Linked DNA regions of Homo sapiens: region 1 is linked to region 2. The links are chromatin contacts, found by Hi-C or POLR2A ChIA-PET in ENCODE. All regions are on one chromosome and are shown on one strand. Each heading gives the region's core, a stretch centred on a gene start or an enhancer-like site at or near the end of the contact. The rest is flanking DNA. Distances are from core to core; before and after follow the strand shown.

Region 1 (2,700 bases), core at 73-2,572, 110 kb after region 2:
CACACAATGGCTCTGAGTGCAGAAAGGACCTGCAAGACCAGTTTGTTTTCTGGGCAGCAGATGATTTTGCTGGCCTGAGGCCTGGGGCAGTGGTCTCCACTCCTACCTCACCACCTCTCTAGTGTCTTCCTTCTTCCCCAAGTAGACCGGCATGCATGCACACACAGGCCCAAGCAACTCCTTTTTTTTTTTTTTTTTTTAATGAATAAGAAAAAGTAATAAGGAAAGAAGCAGCAAGCAGACTGGGTGTGTTAACAAGTCTGGGCCACTGCAGGAGGTACATTGCCCAATTTCTGCACCCCGAGGCCCTCCAAAGTCTAGGAGAAGCTCCTGGGAGGTCCAGGGCCCAAGACCAAAGCCTCTATCAACTCTCCCACCTGTGAACTGCCCCTCTCCCAAGGTAGGCATTGTCGGGGTGTGTAGACTGGGAGCCACCCACACACCTGACTCTCCCCTCCTAGGAAATGCGTCCACCAGGTCATTTCTCCTGCAAACCCTCATTTTAAAGTGTCTTGGATGCTTTCCTGCCCTTTTTTTTTTTTTTTAACATAAAGAGGGGTGAGAGCCCAAGAGCTACAGCAGGGGGAATAGACTGAAACTGCTGCCTACTCACACGCCAGTTTCCCTTCTTAGAACTCTAACCAGAAGCCAATGGTTTCCTCCTAAAAGAAAAACTCAATCTGTTGACTTTCTCTCTCCTCTCCTGCCAGCTTTTCTGCCCGAGCCGGGCTCTCTCTTCTCTGTGGGTTCGTCTTTCAGCCAGTCTTTCTCTGCTTCAGATTCTTGGTTTCTTGCTCCCGGTAGTCCCTGAACCTCTTTCACTCTTTAAAAAAAAATGGGGAGGGGCGGTGAACAAGCAAAGAGGAAGCCCTCACCCACCCACCAAATCTCTTTCTTACTAGCAACTAATTCCCTCTCTCTTTCCACACACACAGTCATACACACACATACACATACACAGGCACGTACTCCGGCGACCTCCAGATGTTCCCGACAGTGCGGCCATCTGCTTAGATTGCTGGGGCGCGCAGGGGGAGGGGGCAGGGATCCGGGATGCAGGAAGCTGTGAGCGAGGCCAACTAGAGGGGGCGGGAGCAGCGCACTTTTGAGACGCTCCCTAGAGTGGAACCCGGGCTCGGCTCAGGCTCCGCGGGCGGGGCGCGCGCCGAGAGAGGCTGGCACTTTGGCGACACTCCCTGAGCCGCCCCGCGGCCGGCCCGAGCCGCCACCCGGCGCCCGGCAGGGGGGAGCCTGGCTGCGGGCGGGGACCGGGGGGCGGGCCGCGCCGCGCGGAGAAAAGCGCTGGCCGGAGGGCCCGCGGCCGGGCCGCCGGGGTGAGCGTGCCGAGGCGGCTGTGGCGCAGGCTTCCAGGTGAGTGCAGTTCCCCGGGCGGGGCGAGAGTCCGCGCTGCGGTTGAAGATCCCAAGTCCCCGATCCTAGCCTCGCGGCCCCTTCGGAGGGCGGGCTGGGGACGCCGGGCGCAGGGGCGGGGCTGGGTCCCGCCGAGGCCCCTCAACTTTCGTCGGACGCCTAGGGCTGGGCGGGAGTGGGGAACGCCGACCCAGGGGAGAGGTCTTGCGGGAGACAAAGGCTACGCCCAGGGGCCGTGTGGGTCTTTGTGCGGACACGTGCATCTCACGTTTGTGGGTCTTTGTGGATTTGCGGTCGGGGACGCGCCGCTGTCGGTGCCTTTGTGTGTCCGTGGCTTTGCGCGGCTGCTTTGCGCCCGTGTCCACGTTTGCGGGCCTGCGCTTGGCTGTGGGCGTCGGTGGGCGCATCGCGTGTCTCCGCGTACGTGGTCGGTGCCTGCCGACGTGTCTGGGCTGGGTGTCCGCAGAGGGTGTGCGCACCGAGAGCCCAACGCCGCCCCACCCCCCCGCTCCCCCGCCGTCCCCTCGGGCCCACGACTTGGCTCCAAACTTTTCTCCCGGTTCCTCGGGCAACAGCCCCAGTCCTCCCCACCGCTACCCGGCCGGGGGCGCAGACAGCCCTCCCCCTCCCCCTCCTGAGGTCCCAGGACAGCAAGGGGCTGCGACGGGATTGGTGGTCGGGGGATCGGCAGCGCCTGGGGACTGGCTGGGCAGGGGCTGGGCGGAGCGTGCGGACTCCCCCTCAGACCCCGGCTGGGAGGAAGAGGCGAGCGGTGGGTCCCAGGCTCCGGCCCTGGGCTGGGGAGAGGAAGGGACAGGGCGGCTGGCGTTGCCCTCCCCGCGCTTCTTGGAAAGAGTGTGATCCAGAGTTGCGTCTGTTTGGTAGGGAGACAGGCTCCGCTTTGAGACCCACTCTCCGTTTGCAGCCCGCCCCCGGGGTAGGGGGCCAACCCTCGGACCCGGTAGGGGAGAGGGGGACTGCCAGTCCAGATCTGGGCATGCCCGAGGCGCCGGCTCACAGGACCCGGAGCTGGGCTGGGGGCCGTGGGAGCCTCACATACACAGGTTTCAACTGGGACGGCCACTGGCCCCTGTGCGGCGCTGGCAAGTTGCTCAGCTTCGCGGAGTCGCGGTCACTCTGGCACGGACAGGGCGAGAACTCCCTCGCGGCTCGGGGCGTGCGGTGGGAATAACCCGCGCCTCTGGAGCCGGGCGGAGAGCAGCGCCAGCCCACACTTGGCCTGGCGAGGAGGTGACTCAAGACCTTCGATTCTTCTTTCATCTTTGTGCGCCCTGCCCTTCGGATAAGTCTAGACTTGCAGTGCCTGGG
Region 2 (2,700 bases), core at 128-2,627:
TGTGTGTGTGTGTGTGTGAGAGAGAGAGAGAGAGTGAGAGAGAAAGAGCAGGGGTACGGGGGGCAATGACTACTACCACAATAAGCCCACCCCTACATTTAAGGATGTTAGTCTTCTAAGCACTTGACCTATATCATCTCATTTAATTCTCACAATCACCTATTGAGGAAATTACTGTAATTCCCATTTTACGGATGAGAAAACAGTTTCCGGAAAGTGAAGTGACTTACCCCCAGAGTTACCCAGCTCATAAGGGCTTTGGAGCTGGGATTTATCCAGTTCTACATGACCTGAATACTGTGTTTTCTCCAGCACATGCTGAGCCGACTGCCCCCAATAGAACTGTCTTTTTTTTGCCCATGAAGAAAAGGAGGCTCAGAGAAGTGACTTACCCAAAGTCACACAAGGAGAAAATAGCAGGGTCACGATCAGAATCCAGTTCATCTGTCTCCAAAGCAAATGTTCCCACTATACCAAATCAAGGTCTCCTTCCCTAAGCCCTGCCAACGACCCCTCACACGCAGGAGCAGGGCAGACTAGCTCACAGTCTGGCCTCTGAGGTCCTCTCTCCCTCCTCTCGGCCTCAGCTGACTTACTGGCAGAGTGGGGTCCTGGGAGAGCTGCTGCGGACGTTCCTGTCAAGCAGTGAATCACTAAGGGCAAGCCTCGTTCTGGAGACATGTGCATCCCACGGGGGAATTAGACCTTAACCCAAAGGAATGTGGCTGTGATGGCGGAATTTCAGGCAGCTCGGCGTGGGGGTGGGGGCCCCTCACATCTTACCACCCATGAAGAAGGCTGGGTTCAGAGCCCCTTGGAGAGCGGTGGGTGCCCCCTACCCCACTACGAGAAATGGGCAGGCCATCTAGTGCTGTGGGATGGGCAGCCCCACGCCTGGCTGGGATCGGAGCGTTGCAGGAAACCTGAATTCAAATTCCGGTTTGCCCTTGCCTAGCTGTGTGTTCCTGGGCAAGTCACGGTCTTCAGGCCATTGTTTTCCCAGCTGTCAAATGGGAAGGCCGGCCTCACCCCTTTGCGGGAAAGATCCGCCAAGACAGGAGCGCTGGGGAACTCCCAGGGACCGAGGGAGGGTCAGCCCCGGCTCCACGCGCGCAGTGGGGATGGCGGGAGGGGAGTGTTTGGGGGGCGTCCCTTGGGACCAGCCCCCGCCTTGCGCTCGCTAGAGGCGCGCGACAGTGCGCCCCCCGAGGGCCGGCCAGCCTCGCCTGCCCGGCGGCTCCTACCTGGCTCAGCGCGGCCGCAGCTCCTCTCCCGGGCAGTCTCGGCACATTTTGCGCAAACCCGCCCCCGGGTCCCACCCCGCGCCAGACCCCGGGGTCACGGCCCGAGGAGGAGCAGGCCGCTCAGCTGCCCCACCGGAGCCCCCGCGCTCCGGCTGCAATTTAAATACCTCTCCCGCCGGCCCGCCCCGCCACGCCCCCCTCTGGCGAGGCCGTGGGGTCCTAGCGCCTGGCCCCGTGCCTCGGTTTATCCGGAGCCGGCGGGGGCGGAGTGGGGTGGGGCGGCGAAGCATCTTCACCACCCTGGGACCTCGGCCGGGAAGGGGCGGGGGCCCAGTGTGGGGGGATGAGAGGGCGGGAGGGAGAGGGGTTGCAGAGGAAGCGCCGTGGGAGCGAGGCCCATCCCAGCGGCCGCCGCACGTGCAGTTCGCGGCCCCGCGGGGTCCGGAGGGGGGCGCGGTGGCTCTAGGAGCCGCAGGTCCACAGAGGAAATCCGGCCTGGCCCCGATTTCCCAGCTGCTGGCGCCGCCGCACTTAACGCGGGGGCAAACAGGCGAGGTGACGGCGGGGCTGAATGCGGAAGGAAATGACCCTTCGCTGGCCCTGGGGCGGCCGCGGAGGGGGTTCCCCGCACCAAGCCGTCCACTCTGGTGGGTCCTGGCAGGTCACTTTTCCTCTCCGGATTGTGCTCTAGTGTCTGGACCCGTACTCCTCCATCATCTGCGGGACCCTTCAACAGCCTGTGAAACGGCACCATCAAAGTCCTGTTTTCGGATGGAGAAGCTGAGGCTAGGGGTGGGGGCAGTGTGTACACATGAAAACCAATTGTCTGAGACTAGTAAGGTCCCTATTTATAGCTGGGGAACCTGAGGCTCAGAAAAGGTTAAATGGCGTGTCCAAAGTCAACACAGCTAATAAGAATCAGTGATTTGAGCCCAATCTGTTCATAAAGCTAAGTCTGATTCAGTTTGGGCATTATCTTGCCCGAATTTTTAAAGTACTGTGCAAATATGGGGTGGCGGTATTGTCATTTAGATTGGAGGTTGAAGCAGATCTTTCCCAAAGCCACCTCTCTTCTAGATGCCTTGACCCTACCAAATCACAGGTACCCTGCCTTGCTGCCTGTGGACTCTAGTATGCGGGTCCCTAGAAGAGAGGGGCCCTGGCTGTCCTCCAGGTCCTGGTTCCAAGTGTAGAAGGGGCCTCTTCCACAGTGTTTCTCTTCCCTGATCGTCACCAGCCCTGAGAGTGGGGCAGGGTGCCCCATTTTACATGCATGAAAGTGACCACCCAGGGCCTTGTGGCAAATCAGGGTAAGGCTGGGCTCAGAAGCGGGATTCCCTGAAGTCTCTACAGTTACTGCCTTTTCTTACCCCTGTTCAGTCCACTGTGGAGATGGATCTGGGGAGATGGGGTCAACCCAGAGAGGACAAGCCATGATAGCAGGTGCCATAGGGGC

What was found. Hi-C counts contacts between places; a loop is a spot of excess contacts on that map. ChIA-PET counts read pairs that join two places held with the same protein, here RNA polymerase II (POLR2A). Pooled maps may share reads with other maps.
Region 1: a loop to region 2 is called in a pooled map, with 2.3 times the contacts of the local background. The contact joins the promoter of TSKU here to the promoter of LRRC32 in region 2. A Hi-C loop is called at or near these places in 1 of 50 pooled maps. POLR2A ChIA-PET finds 5 or more read pairs at or near these places in 3 of 52 experiments (activated CD4-positive, alpha-beta T cell, activated T-cell and activated naive CD4-positive, alpha-beta T cell).

What each region holds. Positions count from the first base shown.
Region 1 is chr11:76,782,034-76,784,733 of GRCh38, forward strand. TSKU (tsukushi, small leucine rich proteoglycan) reads left to right here and starts at 1,323. Exons shown (of 2, transcript NM_015516.4): 1 at 1,323-1,371. It overlaps TSKU-AS1 (TSKU antisense RNA 1), which reads right to left and starts at 1,029. Exons shown (of 2, transcript NR_120562.1): 1 at 970-1,029; 2 at 548-823. RefSeq lists enhancers at 560-749, 984-1,628 and a silencer at 1,180-1,269.
Region 2 is chr11:76,669,370-76,672,069 of GRCh38, forward strand. It overlaps LRRC32 (leucine rich repeat containing 32), which reads right to left and starts at 1,378. Exons shown (of 3, transcript NM_001128922.2): 1 at 1,245-1,378. RefSeq lists silencers at 1,133-1,262, 1,323-1,522.